2 separate regions of the Homo sapiens genome follow, and region 2 is linked to region 1. Evidence: chromatin loops called from intact Hi-C (ENCODE). Cell type or tissue: Panc1. All regions are shown on one strand. Each heading gives the region's core, and the rest is flanking DNA. Links, peaks and the distances in the headings are about the cores only. Region 1 overlaps RNLS (renalase, FAD dependent amine oxidase). Region 2 overlaps LIPM (lipase family member M).

Evidence for each region. Peaks named below come from ENCODE experiments on the same cell type or tissue, not always from the same donor. Only the 100,000 strongest peaks of a DNase experiment are listed, where the experiment ranks them.
Region 2: a loop joins it to region 1, with 11 times the contacts of the local background. A loop is called at or near these places in 30 of 110 quality-filtered maps.

The regions. Positions count from the first base shown.
Region 1 is chr10:88,555,973-88,573,040 of GRCh38, reverse strand. RNLS (renalase, FAD dependent amine oxidase) reads left to right here. Exons shown (of 7, transcript NM_001031709.3): 4 at 1-138. Among named protein-coding and RNA genes, the nearest start is that of RNLS, 19 kb to the left of the region's middle. In Panc1, for the core only: CTCF peaks have their summits at 7,578 and 7,783 (motif pointing left); no DNase peak of the experiment used is centred there; H3K27ac peaks cover 274 bases.
Region 2 is chr10:88,806,828-88,820,615 of GRCh38, reverse strand. LIPM (lipase family member M) reads right to left here. Exons shown (of 9, transcript NM_001128215.1): 2 at 12,201-12,318; 3 at 7,321-7,519; 4 at 5,977-6,086; 5 at 5,392-5,528; 6 at 5,113-5,259; 7 at 3,729-3,800; 8 at 2,720-2,791; 9 at 70-384. The coding sequence ends at 115. It overlaps ANKRD22 (ankyrin repeat domain 22), which reads left to right. Exons shown (of 6, transcript NM_144590.3): 6 at 1-720. Among named protein-coding and RNA genes, the nearest start is that of LIPM, 11 kb to the right of the region's middle. In Panc1, for the core only: CTCF peaks have their summits at 9,940 and 10,149 (motif pointing right); a DNase peak (open chromatin) is centred at 10,205; H3K27ac peaks cover 402 bases.

The sequences.
Region 1 (17,068 bases), core at 6,806-9,305:
ATCGTGTGACACAGATCAACCTAAGAGATGACAAATGGGAAGTATCCAAACAAACAGGCTCCCCTGAGCAGTTTGATCTTATTGTTCTCACAATGCCAGTTCCTGAGATTCTGCAGCTTCAAGGTGACATCACCACCTGTGAGTCTGCTTTTGCCATTTACCTGCCTCAGGGAATGGGATTTCTTTTGACAAAGCATGAATTTGGTTTAACTCTCTTCGCAAAGGACAAGTGATAGACTCTATTGATTTGCCTGTCTTAAAAACTGATACTTACGGCCGTCGTCATGATATTAATCTAGGCCAAGGTGAAACCCATAGAATGTTTTTAAAGCTGGTTAAAAGTTGAACACTTTTCTTATTGCCCATGTCTTCAACACGTCAGTATTTTTGATGGATATGAAATGATTTTGCCTAAAGGAAGAGCAGTTTTTGTGGCCATTTTTGAGAAAAGATTTTTATGTACAAGTACTTGCTTGGATTGCCTCCTTTCCTATGTTCTTGTTCTCTGGGTTGCTCTCTAATTGTGTTTACTTCTGTCTGAGGCAATTGTCTAGCTAGCTCTTTTGTGAACGAGAGGCATGACAAGGGATGGGTGAGAGGGGATGAGTAAATTTTGCTGAAGAAGCTGAAATTATGCCAGAAGAGCCAAATTTTAATAAAGGAACTAAAAGTCAAAGAAAATTTTTATCCTTTCTAAGCCTTTGGATACTGCAGTTGGTTTAGCATTATTCACTTTACCTTAGATAGTAACCTTTGTTTAATTTCTTTTTGATATAAAACATGTGGTGGGGAAAGTATGTGCAGAGGGTTTGATTTCCTATCTTTCCCCAAAGTAGACTCTAAACTACAAATAGCCAATTTAGAAATGTCATTTACATGCTTATATCTTTCCTAGTTGACAGCAGCTATTTACTCTCAGAGGTGGGAGTAGGGGAGGTGGATAGCTAAGATTTTCTTAGGTAGATACCTAAGATTTTCTTCGTGATTCCTGAGGGTTCCTGGTGCACTGCCACCAGAAACTTGTGATAAATCCACAGACATCTTTTTCCTGCCACTTTGACTCAGCACAGATGAGATGTAACTCAGTGCAGGTGGGATGGCAGTGGTAGAATTTGCACTCTTACTGCCAGAAATGCTGGGGATAGTGGGAAGGAGAAGATAGTAAGCCAGTGGCCAAATTAGAATTTCTAGTATACATGTGAACAACAGGAGACTTTGGGTTTATTCTAAGTCAACTCTGAGATCCAGAGGTGAACAGGGAAGTAATGTCAGCAAAAGGCACATGTGAGGAGTCTGAAAGCTAAAATTCCTGTACTAAGTAGTAGGAAGGAATTCAGATATGAGAAACAAAAAGGGAATAAAGGTATTAAGTACTGGGGCAGGGAGGATACATTTCTCCAAGAAGTTGCACTTGCTCAGTTAGCTTTTGTTTCATCAGGCCAGTTTTCCTTACTGATACTACAATCCTAGCTGACGGTGTTCATTTTAATCATAGAAACTCAGAATTGAAGGGAGTCTTAGAGAGCATGTGGTCTCATCTTTTAGCCCTTGCATGAGTCCTCTTTTATTAAATCACTTTGAGTATGATTGACATATGAAAAGCTGTACATACTGTATACAGTGTGATGAATTTGGAGATAAGTATACATTCTTAAAACCATTACCACAGTCTATGCCATAAACATATCCACATCACCTCCAAAAGCTTTTTCCCCTTTATTTGTTATTTTTTTCTTTTGTAATAAGAATGCTTAACATAGGCCAGGTGTGGTAGCTCATGCCTATAATCCCAGCACTTTGGGAGGGTGAGGCAGGAGGGTTGCTTGAGCCCAGGTGTTCGAGGTCAGCCTGGGAAATATAGCAAGACCTCATCTCTACAAAAAAAAATAAAGTAGCAAAGCATAGTGGTATGTTCCTGTAATCCCAGTTACTCAAAAGGCTGAGGCGGGGAATTGCCTAAGCCTGGGAAGTCAAGGCTGCAGTAGGCCCTGACTGTGCCACTGCCCTCTAGCCTGGGTGACAGAGCAAGACCTTGTGTCAAAAAAAAAAAACAAACCAAAAAAAAAAAAAAAAAAAAGAATATACAACATATTAGATGTACTATTTTAACAATTTTTTAAGTATACAATATGATATTATTAACTATAGTTGCTAGGCTATACAGGGGATCTCCAGGATTTACTTACCTTGCATAATTGAAACCTTGAAACTTCTGACTGAAGTGCCCTGTTTTTAATTCCCCAACCCCGTGGAACAAGAATTATATAAAAAGCCCTAGCTGGCAACAATCTGGTGAGAATATGACCTTTAGAAAAGATGTGCCCCATCAGTATCATTGTGCCTCTGCCCAAGACTTAAATTTCAAGAGAGCATCCTATTGACCTGACATGGGTCTTATTCCCACCTCATGGCTAGGGAATTGCAGCATCTTGGATTATAATCCTATTGCATTGCATGTAATCAATGGGACAAAGTAACACCTCAAAATAAATATAGGTACTGCCATGAAGAGAACTTGTGTGCTGAGTAATCAAGAACAATGAGTGTTTACTGCATAGGTGTTCTTTAATATTTGCGAATTGAGTGAATGACCAACTGACCAACTGAATGAATGTGTTTCCAAAAGACCTAAGGAAAAACTTCACTGGTCCGTATTACTTCTTCACATTCTCTGTAAAATTCTCATTAATAGAATCCCATAATAGACTTTTTTCTTATTCTATTCATATTCTATTTTCATTAAATATGGATTTGTATGAAGAAAGAAAGAAAAACTCTATATTGACAATGGACCTTATTTTTTAATGCTTTTTATGTAAATCTGAATTTGGCTTGCTAATATGTTGTTTAGGATTTTTGCATTCATGTCCATGAGAGTGATTGAGCTGTAGTATTTTTTCTTGTATTAATTTCTCCAGTTGTTGGACATGGAGGTATGTAGGCCTCATAGAATTATTTGGGAAATTTTTCCTGTTTCTGTTCAGGGGAAGCATTTTAATACAAGTTTGGTGTTATTTCTTTCCTAAATGTTTAGAAGAATTCACTGGTAAAACCATTTAGGCCTAGAGTTTTCTTTGTGGTAAAATTTTAAATTACAGATTCCATTTCTTAAAGGAATCTATTCAGACTTGTTTGTTTATTCTTTTTTTGTCAAGGTGCTAGAATACTATGATATAATCTTTATTTTTTATTTTTTATTTTTTTAGCTTTTATTTTAGGTTTGGAGGTACATGTGAAGGTTTGTTACGTAGGTGAACATGTGTCAATCTTGTTCATCTGGCTAGCCAGTTGTCCCAACACCACTTATTAAATAGGGAGTCTTTTCCCCATTGCTTGTTTTGCAGTAGACCTTATTTTTTAAAATACTAGTTGTTTATGCTTAAGTTCAGATCTGAAAATTGTATTTACATATTCCTTTGACTTTCATTAACTTAATTAGTTCTATATGTTCATTTTGATTCATTTACTTTTTATCAACTTACTTATTTTCAAATAGTATGTTGCTCTGTATGAATTTCTATTTACCAGGTAAGAAGGGTGTCCTGAATCATGCCAGGAATGTGAATTGACATCCTTTTTGGTACTCCAGCTGCTGTCTCTCTCCTTCATCCAGTGTGTCTGGGAAGTCCAATCTAATATCTATATGCCCTAGAATTGAAATATTAAATCTTTGAGAGAACTTCCGATTTCTCACAACTTTGCTGTTACAAAAAAAAAAAAGTGACATCTTGGTTTTTAAATTGGAATACTTTCCTGTTAAAACCTTAAATATCTAAAACATCTGTTTCAGTTCCTTTTCAGGTCTGTGAACAATATAGCTAAAACCTGGGTTTTGCTTTCCTTAACAAAGGTTAAAACAAAAGTTTCTTAGAAAAATTGCTTGGTAATAGCTATTCCCAAGCCTGACAAAAAGAACTAGAAGGGTACACCATATTATGTTCACATCAAGGGTCTGGGTGCAGAATGTTCACCCTGTCTCTAGTGGATTTTTGTTGCCATTGTTTTGGTTTGTTTTTATGCCTGCATCTGAATCACCTGGAAGACTTGTTAAAACACAGATTACTGGGCCACAGTCTGAGTTTCTGGTTGTATCGAGGTATGCATGGACAATTTGCATTTTTTACAAGTTTCTAGGTGATGCTGAAGATTCAGTTCAAAGCCGCACTGTGAGAATTATTATTAATACCGTGCCTTAGCAAATCTACTTGTTTCTGGAACAGAGCAACGAATGTATCTTCAAAAAGTGACTCGCCTTGTAAACAAGTAATGCTACTGTGCAGCCAGGGTTGAGAACTGCTGTCATAAAGCATCAGCCTGTCCAAACAATTTGTATCTCTTTTCCTCACATTTGCACCTTTGCTTTGCGTATATTGATTATATGAACCCATGCGACATCTCATCTTGGATTACTCTTGAGTCTCTGTCTTATGCTCTTCCCTGCTTGGGACCTCTTGGCTCACCTCTTCCCTGACTTCTTCCTCAACCCCTAAGACACACCTCTTAAAACAAAACAAAACAACAACGACACACACAAAAAAATAGCTTTAAGATTATAAGTCACATACCATACAATTCACCTATCTAAAATGTACAATTCAGTGGTTTTTAGTATAATAACTGATATAGGCAACCATTATCAATGTCTGTAATTAGTAAATTTTGGAATTTTTTATCACCTCAAAAAGAAATTCTGTCCCCTTTAGCTATCACCCCCATCCCTCCATCCCCATCCCTGCCCCCAGCCCTAAGCAATCATTAATCTACTATCTGTCCCTATAGATTTCCCTATTACCTGGATTCCAGATAAAAGGTCATGATGGAGCTGGAGGCCCTCATCCTTAGCAAATTAATGCAGGAACAGAAAACAAAATATGGCATGTTCTTACTTTTTTGTGGCTCTGTTTTGTCAGTATCTGCACAGATTTCACTTATTTTCTCCTGCTTTCATCATGGCTCACTGACCCTGGCCCGTCAAGTCATTGAATTGTAGAGGGTACCTCATCTTTCCTGAAGCCCATGAGCTATAACAGAGTCTGGTCGTGGTGGACAAGGCTTCAGGGCTGTGGGATGGCAGTGGGTATTGATATGCCTGTAGCTTTTGACTTTGTTGCACAGCTAACATTGACCTTGGTTTTGATAGAGAAATGGCTTTTTATGCCACTAATAGAAAGAAAACTGGTAATAAATATGTTTTATAGATCTTAGATTTAGAACTATAGAAGAAATTGTTTTCTGAGGAAGGGTATAGCTGCTGTTAAATTTTGAAAGCATTTTTTTCCTTGAGTATCATTTCTACTATGCAGAAATAATATAGCTTATTTTCTAGTACAGTGTGTGATAATAATATAGAAGAAATTGGAATATTTATTAGATGCCTGTAGGCAAAGTGGGAGACTAATTTGAATGATCTCTTCATGAATCTACTTCTAGTTTGTTGCCAATGACATTTAAAGTAGGATAATTTATTGCCATGGAGGTTGGCAATAATTGGATTGATTTTGAGATTGTTTTAATAACATACTATAACATTTTATAAAAATACAGTGTAGCCATCAGTCAGGACATTCATTTGTGCTGTAAATTACATACTCCAATATTTAAAAACTGCATAGTTTTGTATATCAAGAGAGATCCTTTAACATTACATTTTGAAAGTATTTCTCAATATTTGTATTAGTGACATCTAAAGCAACACCGTGTCATAGACTGTCTCCTAAATGTGTTTAAGGGCTTGCTAATTAATAATTTTATTTAGCTCTTTTTACATCTTATATTTTGTGTGTGCACTTGAGCTGTGTTTGGCTGAGAAAGATAACTTAACTCACCTACTATTATTACTTTTCTTTCTGTCTTTCCTGGGTTTTTTTGTGGCAATTTTTGCTTTATGATTTTATTTGATTTGTACTAGACCCTCATTAAAATTATATCCTTTGACTTAAAAAGTTCTCTCTTTAGTTTCATTTTAATTTTATTTTGCTTTCAAATAAACTTTTATAAATGAAATGTTCTCTCTTTTATTTTCTTTTTTCTGGTGTATGCTTTTTCCTCTAAACCTTTCAGGGATATTTTACTTTAGAGCCATCTCTTTTATATTTTTTATCTTTGAGCCCAGTAATTTCATAAGTATATATCTTATTGTTACTAGTTTTGTGTTCATTTTTCATGGGCTATGTTGTCCACTTTTGCCTTGAACATTCAGCTCTTCTCTTATTTAGGTAAGTTTCCTTCTAATACTTATTGGAAGATTTATTTGTTTCATTTATTATGATCTCAGAGTATCTACAAAAGCTTAAAGTATCTCCCTCTCAAAGCTTCTGTTTTCTTTTAACTCACTTTCAACTTTGATCTTTGCATTACTTTTTTTCTAGCCTTTTCTCCATGTCATCCATGTAATTTTCAAGAGTTCCTTTTGGCCCCTTCCTTGAGGTATTGTTTCAAAGAGGTCCTGTATTCTTTTACTGTTACTGAACTAATGCCCGAGTGTTTGTTGAACTAATTTGCTTCCTGGCAAAATTTTTCTGATATGTATTTTTCATCAGCTCATTTCTTAGGTTCTGTTCTTTTCTGTTCTGTTGTCTTTCTCCTTTTCTCTGCATATGTCTCTTGTTAATCATTACTCATCTTTAAATGGGACCAATTCTGTCAATTTTGTGAAAAATAGTGTTGTGGGGCAAGACCAGACTTTTCAGTTAAGGTATGTGTTCTCAGAACACTTCCTGTGTACATTTTGTAAATATATACCCATGAAAAATAGAATGGTAGTGACCACTAATATAATAATATATTTATTAACAGAAATATTTATAAATATTTTTAACTTGGAAAGAAGATTAAAGTATGTATTTATATATTTTTTCATGAATCAGAAATAATTTGACAAACATTAACATTGGCTATTGCTCAGATATGATTTTCATTTTCTTCTTTACGATTTTTTGAATAATCATAACTTTAAAAATAAGAATAGTTTACTCTTATTATAAAAAATGATATTGGCCGGGCGCGGTGGCTTCTGCCTGTAATCCCAACACTTTGGGAGTCTGAGGTGGGCGGATCACGAGGTCAAGAGATCGAGACCATCCTGGCCAACATGATGAAACCCATCTCTACCAAAAATACAAAAATTAGCTGGGTGTGGTGGAGTGCGCCTGTAGTCCCAGCTACTCAGGAGGCTGAGGCAGGAGAATCGCTTGAACCTGGGAGGCGGAGGTTGCAGTGAGCCAAGATCACGCCACTGCACTCCAGCCTGGTGACAGAGCGAGACTCCCTCTCAAAAAAAAAAAAAAAAAAAAAGAAAGATAACGTTGACACTGTTTTAAAAAAATGTATCATGCTGAAAAGAAATAGATCTTCTTTCCTTTTTTTTTAGTGGAGGAGTATTGTGCCATATGTAGGCTCTTTATGATGAAAAAGTTTAAGAATAATTGACTTGGTATATTTGACTGAGGATGAGGGTCTTTGGATGTTATATTGAGCTGACTCAATTCAGAATTGGACCCCCATGGAAATCATTTTGTGTTTAATTCATTGTTATGAAATAATTCTCTCTGGCACTAAAGACTTAAACTAGAATGTCCCCACAAGATCCTTTAACATCTGTGGGTCAAATCAAAGGGATTAAAACATGACCTCAGTATGAAGAATTGGTTAATGTCTACCCTTCTCTCTGTGTTTTCTGGAGAAAAATCAGCTCTTATTTGATTATTAGACGTCTTAGGCTTCTGTGAAAAAGACATCCACTTACAAAGCCATATATTGCCATCTAGTGTGTGAAATATATATTGTAGTTCCCCTTAGAATCTAAACTAGAGAGGACTGTGAAAATGACAGAAACATAGAATAACACTATAACTATAATATTCACAAAACTGCATATCACAGGGAAATAAATTTAGGCCCATTAGAATTACATAACTTACCAAAAAGTGCTTGATTAATGAGTGACAGAATTAGGAATGTACTACATGTTTCACATTTGTACAGACTATGAACAGCCACGTCTGTAGCTTCCTGTGTTTTTCTTCTCATTCTCATTCTCTTTCTCTCTCTTTCTAATCATATGTAGCCTTTAGGATTAACATAAGTATCATATCTTATGTGAAAGAATTCCCTTTACATTATAGAGTGGTCTGGATTTTCTGTCATCCAACTCTCTCTATTTTGCTTCTTATGGAAGAAGCAGATGTAATTGTTTTTTCATTTGGCAATTATTTATTACATTTATTAAACTTCCTCCCAGCTGGGAGAATAGAGAAACCTCATGTATCATATTGTGACCCTCTTATGATTTACTTTCTGATTCTATAATAGTGCTACTTTCTCTATATTCTTATTACAAAGATTATATCACTTAATCCTCAAAGTAATGCTAGGCATTATTATTGTCTCAATTCTTGGTGAAACTGAGATGTGAACCTCAGTAAAATGACTCCAGAGCTTGTACTCTTAACCACTGTTATGCATAGCTCTTCCATGTGTACTTGATCTTCCTCTCTACCATGCACAGAAATTCCTCAAACCCCTGACCCTTAAACATTAGATTCAGGAATTCCTAATCTCTCCTCCTAGTTTTACTTCTAGTTATAGCACTCATCTCCACCCCCCACCCTCTGATTTTCAGGGATTCACCAGTTTAATCCACCTTAAGATCCTGCAAGAGAAAGATGCTTTACTTTCTCATGTGTGTGTGTGCATGTGTGTGTGTGTGTGTGTGTGTGTGTGTGTATTTGCAGTCATCACAACCTTTCAAAACACAATGTTGAGCTTCTCTTTCCTAGATTGGAGGATGGGGAAAGGAGTTTGTTTTCCCTAAATAATTTATCCTTGTAAATTTTTTAATTTCTAGTTGCTGTGTGATAGCAAAGATGTAATAAAAGCGGAGAAGATCTCAAGAAGGCAAACTCTAATAACCAAAGGATCACATCCATATGTGAATATATGAATAACAGAAATAAAATTTCTTTATCTAGAAATATAGAGCTTCACAGATCTACAATGCCAATAGATGCAGATATAGAACAGATATGCATATGTATGTTTAATTATAATTTAGGAGAACATGGAATTGTTTTTAAAATTCTAAAATACAACCACAAATTAAGGAAATGCTACTTTATTTCAATGTAGAAAAGTTTTCAATTAATAAGACATTATTTGACTGAATAATTTTGCTTACATTTAAAAATTATAGCACTTGTTCATCCAGTATAATAGTTTCTGAAAGTTCCAGTACATTTATAGATGCTAGGTTTTTAAATGAACTATTAAAATAAAGATCTTGGGGGTACCTTTCTAACTTTCCAGGGATACTCAATAACTGCTTTCTCAGTGGTGACCTGTATACCATCCCACTCCTTTCCTCACATAATGCTCTGGTACGCAAAACAAAGCTTCTCACATCCTCCTGTCACTCTGTTCTTTCCAACCTCTGGCTACATTCTCTGGCTTCAGCTATCTAATCATCAACTTGGACCTTAATGCTATACTTAAGATATGTGAAATTGTTCAGTGGATTTTTCAAAACTATATTACAGTATATTAAGAGTATCTTTTCAGTGCCAGTGAATATTCATGTGCATCATTATTTTTACTGTGTAGTGCTCTCGTCTTTTGATTTACCTTAATGTAGTAAACCAGTTTGATGGGCATTTAGGAGATTTACAGTATAACAAAGTGTGGCTTTAATACTGCCAATATGAAATAAAGATTCTTTTCACTAAACTCTTTTCCTATGGAAACAGTTATGTTGATGTAGAGTAGAATAAAGCCCGCTTGATTTTTGTCCTGTTTTTTCTTAGCTAATCTATTTTTTATTTCTCTGAGTGTACTTTAGAATCAGGTTTCATTAAAAACTCCTGTTGGAATATTGATTTGAATTACACTCAATTACACTGCATTAGTTTAGGAAGAATTGGCATCTTTATAATAGATCATCTTCTCATCTAAGAAAATGAAACATTTCTCCACTTATTTAGGTATTTTTAATGTCCTCAGTAAAATTTTATAGCTTTTATCATAAGATCTTACACATTACTTATTAGGCATGTTAAGAAATATTTTATAATATTTATGGAGATTGTGAATAAGATCACTTTTGTTGATTTATGGTTACTTGGTTTTAGATGTTTCCAGAGAACAATATACCTACCTGAGTTTTTAAATCCAGCATGAAAAATCTCTTTCTTTCAATAGGAGAGTTTAACCCTTTTATATTTATTGAGATAACTGCTGTGTTGTTATCTTTTCCGTTGGTATCTACTATTTATTTTTTTCTTTTGATAGATGAGTTCAACCCTTTTACATTTATTGGGGTAAGTACTATGTTGTTTTTATCCTTTTCATTGGTGCCTACTATTTACTTTTTTCTATTTTTAAATTTTTGCTGGTTTTATCAAGTATCTCTTTATTCCTTCCCACACAGTCTATTCATAGAATGCCCAACAAATTGTCATTTCATTCATGGTTCTCTTCTTATTCCTTACAAACCTATTTATTCCTGGCCCTGCCCTCCTTTCCATTCCCCAGAGCTAACTGATGTTAACAGTTCAGTGAGTGCCCTTCCACACTTTGTTCCAACCATATAAAGCTTTGGATGACTGTGCGTGCCTTCTAAAATTATTGTTTTGCACTTTGCTTATTTACTCAACATTATTTTAGATAAACATCTGATTTATTTTTATTTAACAGCTGCATAAAGTTTTTTAGTTTGGGAGTACTGGAATTTAGTCTTTCATCTCTTGTTTATCTATGGACTTTCATGTGGTTTCCAGTTTTTTTCTCTATTAAATGCTATGCCTTGAAAAACATCCTTGTTTACATATTCTTATAAACTGATGCTCTTAATGCTATATTGGGTGATAAGATCCCCAAAGTGAAATTTCTGGCTCAAAAAACCTGTATGTTATAATAAGTATTGCCATATTACCTTCCAAAAAGTTTGTCATGATTCTCACTCTTACGTTTGACAATGCCTGTTTGCCTATATACTCATCAGGACCGGATATTTTAAATTTTTATCAATCTTAACATTTCTGCCAAAGTGATAAGTAAAAACAGGTTGATTGCTCTTGCATTAATTTGCATTTCCCTTGACCAAAAGTAAAATTGAGCCTCTTTTCATAAGCTTATTGGTCATTTAGAGTTTTTCTTCTGTGAAATGTCCCAGTCATGTCCTATGCTTACTTTTCTAGTGGATTATTTGTTTTTTATGAGCATTTCACACATGAAGGATATCAATATTTGTAATATAGTACTACATATATTTCCTAGACTAGCATTTATTTATCTTTTGCTTTTGTTTATTATTTCATTTGCCATAATAATTTCTTAAGATTTTTATTTAGTCAAGTGTGTCTTTTTCTTTAATAGATACTTGACTTCCTGATTGCTAAGGATTATCTCCCTCACTCTAAAGTCATATAAGTATTCTGAATTATATTCCTAATATTTTTAATTTTTATCCTTTACATTAAAATCTTTATATGGAATATATGTTTATATAAAATATGAGAAAGGTATCTAGCTTTGTTTTTTGTCTTTCCAGAGTGAAATCCATTATATCAGCACCATTTATTTAATAAGAGATTATTTTTTTGCCCACTAAATTGAAATTCCTCATTTGCCGTATGTTAAATTCCATATATACTTGAGTCTGTCTCTGGATATCTGTTCTGTTCCATTTATTTACTTGTGTTGCAATATCGTCATTGTTTTCATTATAATCAATTTGTGGTTTTAAGTCATTTTTAAGGAGTCTGAACTATTTGACCTGTAAACATGAGACAGCTTTATTTTTTCCCAGAACTGCCCTCAACGTCTCTATGTTGAACTCCATGTCTATCTAGAGAGGATTCCTTAATGACATCTTGGTCCTTTGCTATAACTTTCTGGTCACTTTTGGCCATTAGAACAGTCTCACTTTGGTTTTGAAGACTCGCTGTATTTATGTTTAAACTTCGGTCTCAGTTTGGAGCTCATTCTCTCTACCCTAAACTCCAGCTAGACCTGTCTGTGGCACCTGTGGTGCTAGAGAGTTGTAGCAGAGTGGATTATGGGTCTGTGTGTGTATGTGTGTGTGTGTGTGTGTGTGTGTGTGTGTGTTATCTCTGAACATCTACAAACTATAAGCTTACAGAACCATTGATTGCCTCTAAGACTGACTTCTTGGTGGTAGGGAGGGGCAATTGGCTGCTCTTGCCTGTTCCTCCATGATGGTCTATATGTAGACCATATGTGTGGTGTGTTTCTTTGGCCAGTGGGTAGTGTTTAGCCTCCTATGAACCTTTCTGTTGCTGTTAACAGTCCCCTCCTTATAGGCAGCCCTACCAGCAGAGCTTTGCCCTAGTCCCCATGGGTTCAACAGTTCAGCAAGTACATAGCCAGGGAACCAGGTCTCTGTTACTCCTCCTGGGAGCTCCCTCCCAGAGTTTGCTTCTGAATCATTCTCCAGTAGGCTCCTAAGGAGGAGCTACTACTCTCTGCTTACGGGGTTTGGAAGATAAAGCTCTCCAGAAACATTGCACTCTCTGTAGGGCCAAGCTTTCACATCTGTTTGAATATTTTTCCTATATTGCCTGGGCTGTGGGGCTCAGGGTAGTGGGGCTCAGGGTAGTGGGACCAGTTTTGACTGATCGTTTCCCAGATCTTTTGAGAGCTGTTGGCTAACACCTTTTCCTGGTGGCTTCTTTAAATGTAAGATCATTACTGGGTTTTTTTTTTGTCCCCAGCTTTACAGAAAGCAAGAGTAATTGGGAGAAATACTGTTGCAATAAGTTTTAATGCCTGGAAGGCAAGAATTTCCTTGCCATATCTTTACTAATATATCTTAATTTTATAATAACCATCAAGCAGATTTGTTTATTGACCTCCCTCTGCCCTACTTTAGGCCCTTTTTCATCCTTCAACCTCAGCTCAAAACCACTTCCTCAAGAAAGTCTTCCTAATAGAAGAATTATAATGTAACCAACACAAAGAAAAGATAAATATTTGAAGTGATAGGTATTCCAGTTATCCTGATTTGATCATCACATATTTATACATGTATCAAAATATCACATGTACTCTAAAAATATGTAAAACTATGATATATTAATAAAAAATACAAGAAAAAAAAAGTCTTTCTGACCCCCAAGACCAGGCCATTTTTCCCATTACATGTGCTCGTAGTTTTCGGTGACTTGTATTTTTAACACTTATCACAACTTTAATTAATTAACAGTTTAATCCATTGTGCAATGTGTGTCTTTTCTGGTAGAATATAGAGTCCACTCAAACAGGTACTTGCTTGGACTTACCTGTTCCTGTTTTCCCAGGATTCCTTTGTGAGTGCCTCGTATATGTAGGCTCTCAGTCTGCATTGAATGAATGAATGAATGAATGAGTGAAACAATCTGAAAACGTCTTGGAGGACATTCAGTGGGAAAGGGAGAGAGTGCTTTAGAGAGAAGAATGGTCTTATCATAAAGTTTGAAATAGAAATGTTCATTTTATATTTGGGAGGCTGAAAATGGACTGATTTGGTAGGAGCTAGGCTTTATGGTGGGGAATTTTAGAAGATAAAACCAGAGAGATGGATTTGGGGCAGATTATGGTGAGCCTTGGAGGGGAACATCTGTTGAACAAATGACAGGGGTCTTAGTTCATCAAAAATACTGAATCTATCTTTCAAAACCTGGCTGGATACATTGAGGTGGTAAATAACTTTATCTAATTAGATTGGAAGAAAGAAAACACTCTTAAGACTTTGAGAAATGTTGTTCTAAAGGCTGTTAACCTTAACATATGCTTAAACTGACACGTAAAACATGAATAAGTTATACTACAAAGATGCAAAATTTATTATGCACTGTAGAATATAATGATAAAATACTACCCATAATGAATACCTTCAACTTCCTTTCTATAACTTCTAGAATTTTCCATAATTCTTGATGGAAAAATGAGAACGAAATACTTTTACTAAAAGACGTTTCTAATTCTTGATTTTTTCCTTGACATTTTGCTGAAAAGAGTTTTATTAAAAGCACAAAGAACGAAAGTCCTGTTTTCATCAAATAGTATGCTTCATTGCATTTTTCAGCAGACCATCTCCATAGGAGGGGGAAATATTCAGTTTCTAAACTTCTGACACGAGCTGGTCTGTTGGGCTGCCTGCAAACTTATAAACTGGGATCTTAATTTTAGAAAAAACAGTTATTAGCCTTACATTTTTAATGTATTAATTAAATATTGTCACCTTTGATATTTTATCATGTTCTTGTATTTTTATATTTATTATTTCCTAATTCTCTTGTCTTTTTAAATTTATTATTTGCTAAATGGCAGATTGGGAGTCTGTTCTACTTAATCTTTCTTTCTCTAAGTGCCTGAGAGGCTGCCCAACTGAATCTTCACCTCTCTGCCACCTTCCACAAATGGGGACATCAGTAGAAACAGCGGAGACTTCCATCATCTTGGAGTTTAGGGTGATCTGGCACTTCTGTTATTGCAGTTATTACTCACTTCTGCTCCTGGCAGGACAGAGGGAGTTTACCTACTTAAGTGTCCCTCTGGGGAACTAATTAGTTGTGTCAGAAAAAAAATAACAACATAAAGTTGAGGATAGCTGGAAGATGATGATAATTCCAATATCAACACAATTTTGTGAATACTTATGTTAAGCACTTTCCTAAATTATAATTTTTACCCTTCACAACCACTTCATGAGAAATATTATTATTCCCATTTTATAGAGGAGGAAAGTGAGAAATTATGTTAACTTGCTTAAGGCTCTCTAGCTGTTGAGTGGTAGAACCAATTATGGAATCCAAATCTTCTCCAGGCTTTAGTAATTGGAGCGGTATACCTTTTTGCCCCTCTCCTAGCAATTTATCCTTTACCAATGTGTGCAATCTCTCCATGCTTGATATAAACGCATCATGATGTAAATATTTTCATAGTTTTGTTCTCATACACATGCTGTCAGTAGATGTGTGATGTTTTAAACTAGGCCACCAGGTTGCTACCCTAACAGAAGGAAAGTTTCCCCCTTAATGCTGCCTTACTGACTGTGTGCTTCTTTTAGAACTTGGAGCCCTATTTTTCATTTAGAGTTCTTCGATAACAGAAAAGCTTTAAAAGGAAATGTCCATACTAGAGATGGGGATGAGATGAAAGAGCAGAGAGCTATAATTTATGGAATTGCGTCATTATCACCAACTGAGTCATCAACTGAATTGAATTAAACTTTTCCCCATCTGAGCTGGCAAAGGCATTTTCAAAAGAGAAGAAATTTGAGAAGTAAGATTTTAGCTTTCTGGCAGAAATCTCTGAAGATTCAAATATAATGTGCTAAATCCAAATAAGAAAGTATTACCACAATCAACTACTAATTTTAAAGTAGGGAATTCTAAATATTAGTGAAAAGAGAGGAAGGGAAGGATAAAAAAAAGAATGGGAGGAATACTGGCATTCTTCACTGGATAAGCTTTAGTCCAAATTTGTTTTTTTTCTTCACAAATGTATCTTATATAAGTAGTTTTGTATTATATTGCCTCAGATTTATGAGACTTGTTTATACACTGACTGGACATTTCTGACCGTCATTCTTCTGAAGTCCTGTTTCCAAAGTCTGACATTTTTTCATTCTGACTTGAATGTTTATGTCTAGAAAATAATGAGAGAAAATCTAAAATGTATTTGAGTAGCCAGCACAGAACACTTTTGTAGTATTTACTAGTCTAGAAGTCTCTGTTGGTTTGAGTAAGATATTTAAATGTTGATCTCTCCTAAAATTTGCTACATGAAATAGCCAAAGGAAATCATCATATCTGAAGCAGAATTTGCTTTCTATTTCTGTGACTTTTTAGATACTTTTTGCATCTTATAATTTTACTTGCCAAATGCATATGAAAATATGAGATTTTACTCCAAGAAGAGAAATTAAAATTCAGTTTTATTTTTAAATGGCACTTGTCATCTTTTATTAAGATGTCAAATTCATTTTTTTTTCATTTTACAGATATTGAACATCTACTATGTGCTAGACACTGTTCTAGACACCCTGGGTACAGCAGTGAACCAAACATTAAAAGCTCCAAGGAACTTCTATTCTAGTGGAAGGAGGCATAATATTGTATAGTATTTGATCCAGGGGGTGGAGGAAAAATAAGTGAATATCTATGTGAAATGATGGTACATGCTGAGGGAAGAGAAAACAAGATAGGAGAAATAGAAAATGACAAGGAATACTCTTGTATATAGTGTGAGCAGGTCTGTGACAAGGTGATTTTTAAACAGTAGACACCTGAAGGTAGTGAAAGTGTAAACCAAGAGAATCTCTGGAGGGATATCCAAATAGAAGTTCCTTGGAACAAGTAGGAAGGCCCCAAGCAGTGAGAAGTTTTATAAGGCAGCCAGTGTGGCTGTCATGCAGTGTATATGAAAGGGACAGTGGCAGAAGATGAGAGCAGAGAGGAAGCAGGAGGCTCAATTAAATAGGGCTTTGTGAACTGTGATAGAGACATTGGATTTTACTCTCCATCAGATGGGAAGCCATTTCAGGAAAGACCTTATGTGACTTAGATTTAGGGATTATGAATTTACCTTGCTGTTGTTTTGGAAGTTAGACTGTAAGAGGGCTGAGATGACCAGATGAACTGATGTTGTCAATGCAGAGACCAGAAATGATGGTGGCATGGACTACAGCAATACTGGTGGTACATTGAGCAGTAGGTGCAATCCAGATGTACAAGGATCCCTCATTTTTGCATCAATTCTAAAGGGTTCAGGTTGCTACAGACACTTGATTTCAAAAGTATGGCTGCCAGGATTTGCTGATGTATAGATATGGACTGTGACAGTGGTTTCCAGAGTGAAATCACTGTTTTGGGATTGAATAATTGCAAAAACAGAGTTGTCTTCTACCAAAGGGAGAAAACTGAGGGAGAAGTAGGTTTGTGAGGCAGGTAGTGAACTGGGAATCAAGAAGAGAAATTTGGTCTTGGATTGGGTTTGAGTTGCTTAATAGAGATTCAAGTGGGAATACTTATGCAGTTGAATATAGAAGGTTTCAGGAGCAATGTCTGAGCTG
Region 2 (13,788 bases), core at 8,992-11,491, 250 kb before region 1:
AGTGCAGGGAATCTGAAAAATGTATACTAGGTCTCTGCTCTCCGTAATTCTGCCTTCATGGGTCCTAGCCCCATCCCTCAGGAGGTTGTCCTAAGATCGTCAGTGTCAGATGCTTCACAATACGGCCTCACACCGTCCCTGGGAAAGGTTGGTCTCCTCCTGCTGCATCAGATGGATGATTTCATTGTACATACGGTGAGGAGCATCCAAACCCCAGATGAAATCCACGTGAGCCCATTCAGGAATATTCTTATGGTAGATGAGGTTGGTCACCTCAGAGAGCAGCATTTTCACGTCTTCTGGATTTGAAAGCCAGTCCTGACCTCCTGTCCACATTGCTGTAGGGACCGTCATATCTCTGACTCTGTACCTTACAGGAGTTGGCTAGAGAAAAGGAATAGTTCTTAACTCTAGGTAACATTTGGACTTTCAGGCTCATAATTTATGTTTCAAATAGACATAATAAACATGCCATCTGTTGTGGTGAAGGGTACATGGGTGTTAGAGCCACACAACTCTGTTAAGAATTTCTGTTCCCGCCCTTACTTTAAGGTAAAATTACTTAACATTATTGAACCTCAGTTTCTTCTTCTGTGACTGGGGATAATATCTGTAATAACTTGCTAGATCAAATGACAAAACACATAAAAACATGTAATGCCTTGTATTTCTTTTTTCTTCCTATTAAATATTTTGTAAATAAATTGTTTTTAAAAATAATGCCCCTGTTCTTTTAAAAGATAATTTCACAAACATTTCATGAAAGAAGAATTATATTCCACAGAGAAAAGCAAGGAATCTGCTGGGAAGGGCTCTGCATCTTCACAGTCTTTATGTGATCCCAGGCAGCCTTTGAGGCAGACCCGGCTTGACTGCATTTGCCAGAACCATGGCCTATGGCACTCAGGTAATTTGAGCTAAAGGGAAGTAAAAGTTAAATACCTGCTCCAATCCTTATTCCTCACCCTTCCCCACCAAATATACCAATTAGTATTCCTAATACCTGGGAACTTTCCGTATTTATGCAGTGTTAGTAGAATTAGCCTAGCCGGCTGAGCCCTTGAGATTAATCAGCATCCAGAACTTTCCTCAGAAGTGGTAAGGCCCATTTCTTACTCAGGAAATCCACCATGGAGTCTTGGCTCCAATCCTAGATGCTCTGGTTTCTCTTTGTGGCTCAGTTATGGCCTAATTTGGATAAGGAAGGTTGAAAAATTCTATGGGGCTAGTAATTTTTTTTGTCATCTTACAGGTGAAAAGATTGAACTGAATGTCATATCTCGCTCTGAGTTTCTGTGATTCTATGATTTTTTTTGTGTGTTTGTTTACTCTTCCCTTCCACTCCCATTTTCTGGTGCCTATTCTGCATGAATCAATTTCTCTAGAACTCAGTCCATTAAATGTTGATAAATTAAAGCCATCTTAGGGCCGGGCACAGTGGCTCACGCCTGTAATCCCAGCACTTTGGGAGGCTGAGGTAGGTGGATCACTTGAGGTCAGGAGTTTGAGACCAGCCTGACCAACATGGTGAAACCCCATCCCTAAAAGTACAAAAAAAAAATTAGCTGAGCATGGTGGCGTGCACCTGTAGTCCCAGCTACTCGGGAGGCTGAGGCAAGAGAATGGCTCAAAGCTAGGAGGCAGAGTTTTCAGTGAGCCGAGACTGCGCCACTGCACTCCAGCCTGGGTGACAGAGCAAGATTCTGTCTCAAAAGTAAATAAATATAATTAAAAAAACATCTTTGAACAGAAATACTTTCTCTAAAGACATATTTTGGGAAACAGTGAAGAAAGACTTCAAGAGAAGCAGCTGATACCAGAGATTGAGAGTTCACTATCCAGGGGCACTGCACAGTTTGTCCAGTTTCCTAGCATTTTACATCTAGATAGACATATGGCAGCGGATGTTAATTTATGATGTGAGGGTCTCAAAGAAAGACTAAGCTGTGTCTAATCTGCCCCTTCCAGTATTGTTTCTATGGTAAATATTTATTTACATTCATACACATGATTACCAAAAATCTTCAGAAGATTTTATGTTCTAAAGGGCATACCTGTGCAATTCTGAATCTCCACACTTTGATATCTAATTTTAGTTCATAGCATTAGCTACATATTTTCTTGGGTAATGTAATAACATTTTTAAAAAATGTAACTTGCAAATTACAGATTCATTTAAAGTATAACTAGGGAGAATGCCTATGGATTTTCTAAGCCCAAAATTTTTATTTTCAAGGTAAAGAAATTGAAGCCTGAAAAATTAAAGCAGCCTCCCTCCTATTACAGAAGTTTATAGTGCAGAGGCAAAACTTACACAGCAATCCTCACTTGCCATTTAATGTTCCTTTTACTGTGCCATGAAACAAACTTACTGCCACCATCCCATTTTTTTTAATTCTAAAATAATCCTTCTAGTATCCACCATAGACTACACTCTTCTCTTGACTAAATCTACTTCATCTTGCTCCTGAGAAGCCCAGTACCTTGTTTAGGGAGACAGCCTCAGCTAAAAAGGCCTCCTACTCCATTGTAAAAGCAGAGAGGTTTCTTGGATCAGCTGTGAACTTAACCATTTTCAAATGGAGTCAAACATGAACCATTATTTTCTGCTTAAATTTTCATATTTTATTCCCATATCTAGAATAAACTGTCATTATAACGTCCCTGTCATACATTTCCAATGTATATATTTTCAGCAGATGGTATTTGATTTTCTTACCTGATTGCATTTTTCCAGATTTTTGGTCTCACTCCCCCAGTCAAATGCCCGGAGTTCACCAGAATTCACTGCCTAAAAGGAGACAAAAATTTACAAGGAATTCCAACGTCTCAGTGGATAAGCGTGGTGGGGTGGTGGAAATGTGCTACCCAGTGTGCACTCATGAGGGAAGGAGAGAGCAATGGTTGAGCTGCTCTTCCATTCAATGTTGGGATAAGCGTCTCAGGAAAATGGTAAGACAAGAATGAGGCCTTTTGAGAAGAAAGAGGGACTACATAAATTCTTGATCATTGCATTAGCAACTCCAGGAAGTGCATCTTCATTGTAATTAATGTGAGTGGGTATCCTCCACAACTGTGTGGGCTACAATGGGGAATCGTGCCCTGGAATTGTGCAATGTGGTGATCCTGGAAGATAGCAACCAAAATTTAATTGAACTTATAATTCTTCTCTGGTTTTGATGGTACAATTGCTCTCTCTCTCTCTGTCTCTCCCTACCTGTCAACAGAGAGAACTCTCTCCTTCCCCCATCCCTCTCTTTCACACACACCACATAGACACACAGAGGTGTGTGTTTCCTGTAATTGCAGGTAAAGTTTGCAGTGTGAAGGACTCCTGTGAATATCTCTTTTGACAGACCCCACATTAGCATTTTTGTTTCTACTTGACTGTATTGTTGGAGGAGCTGAAGAGAAGATGTAGAAACATAATTATCTCCAGCCACATCTTTGAGGTGTCTAGAGACAGAGAGAAGTCTCACTTGGATCATCTAAATTCATACTTTTAAGATCTAAAGAAGTTCTTAGGCTACTTCTGTCCTTTCTTCCCATTTCTTGAAAAGTTTCAGTGATCTAGATCAAATTCTCCATCAAAATAGCATCGACGATACTGCATTTCATCTTAGAATAAGTGTGAAATAATCCCTGGCTTATCTAAATGGTGTCCTTTGACTATTCTACACAAAATATAACAGGACATTTAGCAAAGACTGCAAATTCAACATTCTTACCTGGCTCCAGTGTAGAATATTTTGCACAGATGTTCCAGCAAGAGTGTGGGCAGCATATACACTTGCTCGGCTCTGTAACAAACCATGAGTATTCTGGGGGACATAGAAAAACTCACAAGATGTATACCCTGTCAAGACCAAATCTCCAGGGTGTCAGACTAAGAAATGGTAACATTATTAAGTTATCAGCAATTATCTATGAAACAAAAATATGTACATGCACGTAAATAAAATGTCATTAAATGTATTGCCAGACACCGGTATTTTTCATCTGAGAATAGGTTCTCATCAGAGATCTGGCCCCTAATTAAAAAAAATTTTACTAGTGATATTTAGGATGAGGGCTCTAGCATTGGGCCTGTATTCAAATCCTAGTTCTGCAGTTTAATTTTTAGGTGAATTTGAGTGAGTCACTTAATCTACTAAATCTTAGTATACTAATCTGCAAAGTGGGGATATTAATAACACTCATAGGCTTGGTATAGGTAATAAATTAGCCTGATACATAATATATACTTTTCATATCCTTACTATAAATCAAATTATTAATCTTAAAGAAGAAGAAAAAATATTCAGAATTAAGGAAATGTTGCCCCAGCTGCTGGGAGTGCTGCTGGCAAACAGCCCTCCACTCTCAGTCTGCTTTGAGGATTGCACCAATTGTAGGCAGATACATTGCCCAGTGCTACCCTGTTACTGGTATGGCTACATTAAATGACTGACTGATATGGTGTATAAAGACCCAACCCTCTCTTCCTAACTTGAGACGGTTCTGAAGGGTCATCCTATCTTCAAAAATCCCTGCAGGATCAACTAAGTCTCCTATTGAGACTGCATCACTACTTGACTTTTTCACCTACCTAGTCCTGTTTCTTTTCCTTCTCTAGGTATTATCCCTAGAGCAGGACCCAAATCATTGTTCACATTAACCTCCATCTCAGAGTATGCTTCCTAGGGAACCCACCCAGTGATACCAACTGGTAGCCTAAGCCAAAATGAAGGTCCCTGATGTTCCATCAAAGAACTTAAACTACAAACCTACAGGACCCCAGTGCAGGGTAGAGGTGGATGATGCATGACAGTTGTCTCTGTTGTCTAACATGTGCTAATTGCTCTTTTTAATTTAATTCACTGTAGTAAAGCTGCTTTCAGACCTCTTCCATCTATAATCTGTGATTTAATATCAGCAATGCCCTTATGTTAACCTTGTTTCAGTCCATACTGAAGCATTTCCCTTATTTCCTTACAGTTTGCAGAGAACTGAGTTACTGAGAATATATCATTACTCTGAGTCTTCACTGGCATTAGCTCTCCCTCCAGGGGTGAGCCATATGACTCCCAGCTTTATGCTGGGATGCTGGGAATTTACTAGGCTCCCACTTACCATGTTCATATTGTTGGTGTTGAATCCACCCAGAAGTAACATGATATTACTACAAATCTGATCAAGAATCACCTGGCCACAAAGGTAAATAACAAGTTGTCTGAGAAATCTGGTCTGATACAGAAATTCTTTTTTGCCAAACAATCCCTGTGAAAATATGAAGTGACATAGACATGACAGACAGAAAAGATGTGACTGTAATTTAAAAGTTTATGTTTTAGGAAATTGGGCTGGAAGATTTTTCTACGTACACAGGAAGTTTTCTGAGGAGTCTCATACCTTGATCATCATATCTGGCAGCAACAAAAATTTGGTCCCGGGGCTTTTTGCATGCTTAACAGTGGCTATGGGTGCTAAAGCAAAATACATTTTGATTTTCTGAGCCAGCTCTGGCATGGTGGAAAATGCAATAAAGCCTGCAAAAGAAGAAATATGTCAACATGAATACGAAATATTTTTAGAACTCATAAAATGTATATTTTGCTTTTAAATACATATTTCAATAAGTATATATGTGACTGCATCTTACCTCTCCTATAAAATTATAAGGTCCTTATGACACCAGCATATTTGCTTTCAAGTAGTAGGTGCTCAATGAGTTAAATAAATAATTGAATAACACGATGTTGGCTTTGAGAAAATATTTATATTGAGAGATATGCTATATCTAGACACATATAGCACAGAGATATGCTATATCTAGCACATATGTCTATATGCTAGACACATTGCTGGGGACTACATGATTCTGAAGATGAAAAGAGCAGGTCTGAAGGAAGCACAAGGTGACAGATTTCAGGGATAGCTAGTGTCGTATGCTCACATTTCTTCCGAGTATACAAACCTGCTTTTCTTTGAACCTACCCATGGTGGTGCCCTGTGAATAGCCGACATAATAGATCTTTTCCTGGCCCGTTTTCTGCAAAATAAAGTTTATCACTGCAGGAAGGTCAAACCTAGCCATCTCATCATAACTACAAGGGGAAAAGACAAAGTTATATGAAAAATTATAATCAGAAACAAACAAAAGCTCCCCCCGACACCAGGTTTACAAACAAGCCCTTGAGTTGTCAACTCTGACAGCTTGTTACCGTGTCCCTCACAACACTCAGAATGGATTTCTTTCAAACCTATGAAGCATGGGTGCCTCTGGAGTCACAGGCTGTCAGCAAACTGCTGTTTTCTCTAGATGTTATCACGTAGCAATAACTATCTTCAGTGAATATTTACTGAGCACATAACGCAACTGCTAGTGGAAGTGTCCTGTTCTACTGTTAAGCAGAACCGCACAGGGCTCTGCAGATTCATTTACAGGAATAGTTGTAAAGATGCTGAAGTGGTCCGTCTCTGATAGCCATAAAAAGTGAGTTGAACATCAATAGGTAATTTAAATAAAAGAGTTAAAAATCTTTTGTAAGAACATGAGAGGTAAGTCAAATCGATGGTCCCTAGGTGATATGGTTAGGCCTTGTGTTCCCACTCAAATCTCATCTTGAATTGTAATCCCCATAATCCCTGTAATCCCCATGTGTCAAGGGAGAGACCAGGTGGAGGTAGTTGAATCATGGGAGTGGTTTCCCCTGTGCTGTTCTCGTGATAGTGAGTTCTCATAAGATCTGATTGTTTTATAAAGGGCTCTTCCCCCTTTTGCTCAGCACTTCTTGCTGCAGCCTTGTGAAAAGGGTGCCTTGCTTCCCCTTCACCTTCTGCCATGATTGTAAGTTTCCTGAGGCCTCCCCAGCCCCGCTGAACTGTGAGTAAATTAAAACCCTTTACTTTATAAATTACTTAGTCTCGGGCAGTTCTTTACAGCAGTGTGAAAACGGACTAACACACTAGGCTTAATAGTTTCCTTTCTTTTTTTTTAATGCTGCCTGGTCTCTTTTCCTTCTGGAGTACTATTATACTATTACCCGCCCCTCCCCATGAGGAAATTGATCTACACTTCTCTCATTCCAATCTTAGTCACCTGACACCAACCACCATTCTCACCCTATTAGCTAGACCCACCTTCTACATGGGGAACTCAGCATTCCTCACTACTTCAACCAAGGAATCACTAGTTAATTAAGAAAACTGGGGGATATCATGTTAAGATAATGATGACTCAACCAAAATAAATCAACCAAATACTAGAAGCCGTAATTTTTTACCCATTTTTTTTGAAAGACAGACATGTCTACCTCTGTTCTCGAGATTATCATATACCTGAAAGCCCAGAACTCATCTTGGTCTATGGAGAGTGTCTTGTGTTTTCGAGACCAGGCGTTTCCCCTGCTGTTCCCCATCCACACGTCAAAACCAGCATCTGCCAGAATGAAGCCCAGGCTATTGTTGGGCAGGTTGGAAATCCAGTTGCTAGCACCTCCAACTAGGCCATGCTGCAGTAACACCACAGGCCTGGAACCTGCAAAAAGAGAAAATTTCAACTGTATGAAATGTTCTCTCCCTTTCTTGTTGTCCAGTAATGAATAAGAGCTTTCAAATCAAACAAACCTGTGTTCAGATCTTGATTCAGCTGCTTGCTAGCTTAGTTATCTTGGCCAATTACTTGACCTTTGGTGTGTGCCTTGATTTCCTCATCAGTAAAATAAGATTTTTGTTATGCTTTAATAAAATAGAGCACAAGAAATGGATGGCATGTTGCCCGGCAGAAAAAGAATCTATAAAGTTTAACTTCTGTTCTTTGTTTTGTGTAATTATTATCAGACTTGTCTGGGCTCTTCAGAAATATTGAAAGTGCCCCAGTAGATGGTATAGTATGATTATTAAGGTATATGTATACCACATATATATAATGGTTTAGTGATTAAGAGACCTTCATGTCAAAAGGACCCACAAGCCAGCTTGAAGGAGCTCCCACTGTTCAAATACAGAAATATTGAGCATCAAAATAATTATAGTAAATAATTATATCCCATTGAATAAATTAAGAATGTTCAAGTCCATATAGAGACCAATAAATAAATGAACAAATAAATAATTGGAAGGAAAAGCTCTTATTTACAGAATGCCAATTAGTAAATACAAAACATTGATTTACAGTACAATACCCACTAACAAATTCAGAAAGATTGAAATTATCAGTGAATGTTAAAATTAGTGAGTAAAATTTAAAGACAGAATACTACATATCCTGAAATTATCTTCCCATAACTTATTTGTTAATTACAAAAGGAAAAATACTAACTTTAGAAAAACCTGGCAGATACCACCTTAATGAAGTCATTAAAGTTATTATCAGTATTGGAACAAGCCAACATTATTTGCTTCATAATATGATGAACCAAGAAAGATATAACTTCACTTTTGGGTTATTCCTGCCAAAAACATATAACTTGAATCACACCATGAAGAAACATCAGATAAAGCAAATTAAATCCCTGTCCAAAACTCTTCAAAAATGCAAAAATCAAAAAGACAAAACCTTAGGAATTGTTTGTTTATGAAGGAGACAGACTTGGTGGCCAAATGTATAGTAAATGATCCTGGATTAGATTATGGACCAGAGGAGGGAAAACAGCTGTAAAGGACTTTGGGACAATTGACAAAATTTGGATATAGACTACGAATTAAACACTAATGTCAATCAATGTTTGTTTTCTAACTTTGATAAAGGTATTGCAGTTATAGAAGAGAATACTCTTGTTCTTAGAAAATACTCACTGAAGTACTTAGGGGCAAATAGGCATGATGTATGTCTCAAATTTACCATCAAAGGTTTTGGAAAAAGTATTAAGATACACGTAAGAGATGGGGGAGAGATAATGATAAAATAAATGGGGTAAAACTGTAAACAGTTGGTAAATCAGGGCAAAGGGCATATGGAAGTCCCTTGTACTATTCCCAGGACTTTTCCATAAATTGGAAATTATATCAAAATAAAGAATTATAAGAATATCAGTAGAGAATAGAGAAGGATGAAGGGTTTTAAGAATTCTAATATGTTCAATAAATTAAGGCATATATATTATTTTGACATTAGCAAATTTGGCTGAAAGATTAATAAGGTGCTGCCCTATTAGGAGTAAAAAATATGTCATGCCCTCAACAGGACTTGTGAGAATTAAATCAAATCATGAATGCAATATCCACACCTCAGTATTGGCTCAGAAGAAGCCTGCAGTAAAAAACAGCCTTATTGCTTTCATTATTATTGTTATAATTCTCTAAAGCAAGTGACTTTCTGAGCTTCAGTGTTCTCATTAGCAAAATGAGGACAATTGCCCACCTCACAGGGTTTTGGCAGGGGAGGGTTAAATGCGGTACTGTGCATTAAGCACTCAGCATGCTGCCCGACCTCAGATCAGATGGGTAGCTCTTGTTGTTATTGCTATAAACGGGCACCAAACACACATGCAGTCTCCCTGTAGGACAAAAGCCTTCTACACCAAACTCATCCAGCATCTTGACAGTCTTCATGAATTCCATCTGCCTCATTTTGTCTCTCAAGGGAGAGAACGTGTGGGTCACTGTGGACTGTGAGTGAAGGGCCAGGAGGAAGGAACTCAGTGTTATTTTAGATTTTCCTTGAAAATCTAATCTGGTCATTTAGTTCATCCTCTTAGTTCTCAGGGAGGTGACCTCAGCTGTGTTAACACAGGACAATCAAACCAAGGTGATCAATGCTCCCCTTGAGAGTCCGGGCATTTCCCATGGTTAAGGTCACCTTGGTTCTACTTAGTCATATAGTTTGTTCTTGTGATTCCCCTAACAAGAGGAATGGCTCATTTATATCATTTCAAACATCCCCTAGGTCTTCTATTTAATTTACACCCAGCAGGTAAGTGTGTAAGGGCTACACTTACACAGCTGTCATTTCTGAGGATGGCCCAGCCTATTTTCTCTCTTGATATTGAAGCCAACTAAGATTCTTTGATAAAGATAAAAAGGCCGCTACCACAAGCTATAAGCTTTACAGTAAACATTTTTCAGTTGTTTTCAATAAGAATTTCACTGGCTTTCTTGGTTGGTGAATTTTTTTTTTTTTTTTGATATGGGAGATTGCCTCTGAAGAGGCACATGCCAACAACATTGGCCACTAGAGGGAAGTATTCTGCACGGACTGGAACAAGGAGGCAGATTCCTTGAACCTCAAACACCTGGGCAATGTGTGAACAGTCTGAATCAACAGGATGTAAGAAAACAAATTCCATCCATAGAATAGGGGCTGCAGGTGACCCCCATGCTTAGTAATTGCTAAGTCACTCGACTGCTTGGAAGAACTGTGCTTTTACCACTCCCCTGAGATTCGTGGGGCTGTGTCCCCAGGCTATTCATTTATTTATACAAAATCTATAATTCATCCCGCAAATATTTATTAGCACCAGAATGTGCTCAGCACTCATTTAGTTACTGGTTCTAGCCTTGAGCAAAACAAATGATGTCTCTGCTCTCACTGAGTTTACACTCTGACTGGGGGGAGACAGACAATAGACAAACATGCAAATATCTATTATATCAGGTGATGGTAAGTGCTATATGGAAAAGTAAGCAGGGTAAGGGGCTAGAACTCAATAGGTAGCAAAGAGCTGCAACTTTGAATAGGGTGGCCAGGGAAGAACTCTGATAAAGTTGGCTGAAAGAAGGGCCAAGGCAAGCTGCATAGACATCTGATGAAACAGTGGTCCAGAGGGAGAAATTTAAGTTCAAAGACACTAAGGCAGGTGCACGCTAGACATGTATAAGGCGCAGCTGTGCAGCTAGTGAGAAAAAAAAAGGTGGTTTCAAAAAGCTACACAAGTACAAATTGGAGTAAAACAGAACCCCAACGTTTCTTTACACCAAAGCCCAATAGCATTTGTCCAGCATTTTCTGGTCCTAGTTAAGAACACGGGCTATAATGGCAGAGAGACAGATTTGATTTGAGTGCAGGTTTTACAACTCACTAGCAAGCACTAGCACAGACGTTTTGGGCAAGTTGCTTAACATATGTGAGTAGCAGTTTCTTAGGGTAATTGTGAAAATTAAATGAGACTAATACAAATAAAGCACTTATCAGTGTATCTGGCATATCAAAATAACACAAGAAATTATATTACCTATACACAAGAAAGACAATATAGTTGCTACTATAAACCTACTGCTAGAGTATTAAAAAGAATCCAGCCAAATAGAAATGAAAAATAGGCATATTTTAGTAATGAAAACAAATGTTTAAAAAATAACAATAGCTGAAAATCCCACATACAAAAGGGTGGAATTGTATGAACTATGGAGACATGTATCAAACATTTAAAATGTATGTATAGCCAGGCGCGGTGGCTCATGCCTGTAATCCCAGCACTTTGGGAGGTGGAGGCGGGTGGATCACCTGAGGTCGGGAGTTCAAGACCAGCCTGACCAACATGGAGAAACTCTGTCTCTACCAAAAATACAAAAATTAGCCAGGTGTGGTGGTGTATGCCTGTAATCCCAGCTACTTGGGAGGCTGAAGCAGGAGAATTGCTTGAACCCAGGAGGCGGAGGTTGCGGTGAGCTGAGATCCTACCACTGCACTCCAGCCTGGGCAACAAGTGCAAAACTCCACCTCAAAAATAAAATAAAATAAAATAAAATAAAATAAAATAAAATAAAATAAAATAAAATAAAATGTATGTATAGAACTTTCGTTTTTCAAAAGCCCTTAGTAAAAAGCTAGGCAACATCTTAAATATTTTAAGTGCTCTTTAGATGAGGAATACAGAGTATACAGGAGCGGGTACCAGGTGCCATAAAGAAGCTTGAATTCTTCATAATCAGAGGCTGATATGGTCTGTTCAAGGAATTGTCAGTAAATATTTTAGAATGTCTACATAGGAGGAGTTTTGGGGAATGGGTTAAGCGCTAAAATAAGTCAAGAAATGAACTTTTCTTGAAGGAGTGTTTTGAAAAGCAAACACTGTATGTTTAATTGAGATAATTGGTGGCAGTGGGGACGGACACGGTGGTGGTGATGGAGACTATGGGGGAACTGACACCATCCTTTGACCTGAACAATGGACCTCACTCTGCACTAAGAACCCAGGCTCTCTTCTACATTCAAATCACAAGGAAATCGTGACTGCAGAGAAGACTGCTGTGTTGCGGTGACATGGGGTGACCCACACCTGTCTTCTTAGGTTGCACTAGGCCTCGAGGAATCCTGTTAACAGAAAGGATATACCCATCTTCAGTTGCGACTTCATATTCCTCACAGGGATAGCCTTGATGTTGGATGATTTCACTCTATGGAAAAAGCACAATTTCTTTTAGGTTCAGTTCTCTGTGGCCATATTCTCAATGATCCAAAAGTAAGAGTAGATTCCTTGATGCTGTAAAACACAGTGAAAGTCCTTGCTTTTCCCTAGCTAATCATGTTACCTTAGAAAAATCTGCTAACCCTCTCTAGTCCTTACTTTCTTTGTCTTAATATGGAAACCGGAATAGAATTATGGTTCTCAAAGTATGGGCCTTGGGACAAAGGCATCAGCATCACTTGGACTAATCTGTTAGATATGCAAATTCCAACCAAACCTACTGAATCAGGAACTCAGAGGACTGGGCCCAGCAGTTTGTGTCTCAAGCTCTTTAGGGAATTTTGATGTACCCTAATGTTTGAGAACCACTGGATCAGAACATTGATTCCAAAACCTCGTTGTGCATCAGAATCTTCTGGGCATTGAAACATACAGAGTCTTGAGCCCACTTCAGGTTACAGATAAGATGGTTCTAAAGCAGCCAGTGGGGCACCTGTTCCAGGACAACTTATGAGCATTCCTGGGCCATGCATTTCCTAAGGTTCTTTCCAGTTCTAAAACCACAGACTCAAGAGCATTGATTCCTAACATTTTCAGGTTAAAGTTCCCTCTGTGAATTTGAGGAGAACTATAAAAATGGATATACAATGGATACAAAAACATGGTTTTGCATTCAATTTCAGGAGTTTCAGATATCTTGTTGCCTACATACGAACCCCTGGTTAAGAATCCTTACTCTATACAGTAGTTACATGTAGACATTCTCTGGAAAATTTGTAGCTGCAAATATCTTCTAAGCATCCTCACTATTCTTGCCCATTGTTATCACTCAGAGAGAAGGAGAGAACCATTTGCATCAGGGGCTGCTTTAAAAAAGAGCAAGAGAGAAGGCCAAACATCACATGCCCAGGTAGAATATAGGGCAAAAACAAAGCATAGTCATTAGGAGAAAGCTCCTGGGTCCCACTGTTTGAGTTTTAACACTGGTTCTAACACTATTACATAAACTAGCTGTATAATCTTGAGAAATTTAGTTAAACTGCTCCTATGCTTCAGTTCATGCATCTGTAAATTAGGAATTCTAATGGTTCATACTCCATGGGACTGTTGCAATAAATGCAAAAAGATAATGCACATATAACACTAACTGTAATTCCCAGCACATAGTAGGAACTCAATAAGCATTAACTACCACTATAATTAAAACTCAATTAACCGAATATTATGGAATGCAGTGTATATGTGTGCATGTATGTGTGTGAGACACCATTGTATACTTAACCTTAAAAAAATGTATAGGCCGGGCACAGTGGCTCACACCTGTAATCCCAGCACTTTGGGAGGTTGAGGTGGGTGGATCACAAGGTCAGGAGATCGAGACCATCCTGGCCAACATGGTGAAACACCATCTCTACTAAAATAATAATAAAAAAAATTAGCCGGGCGTGGTGGTGCATGC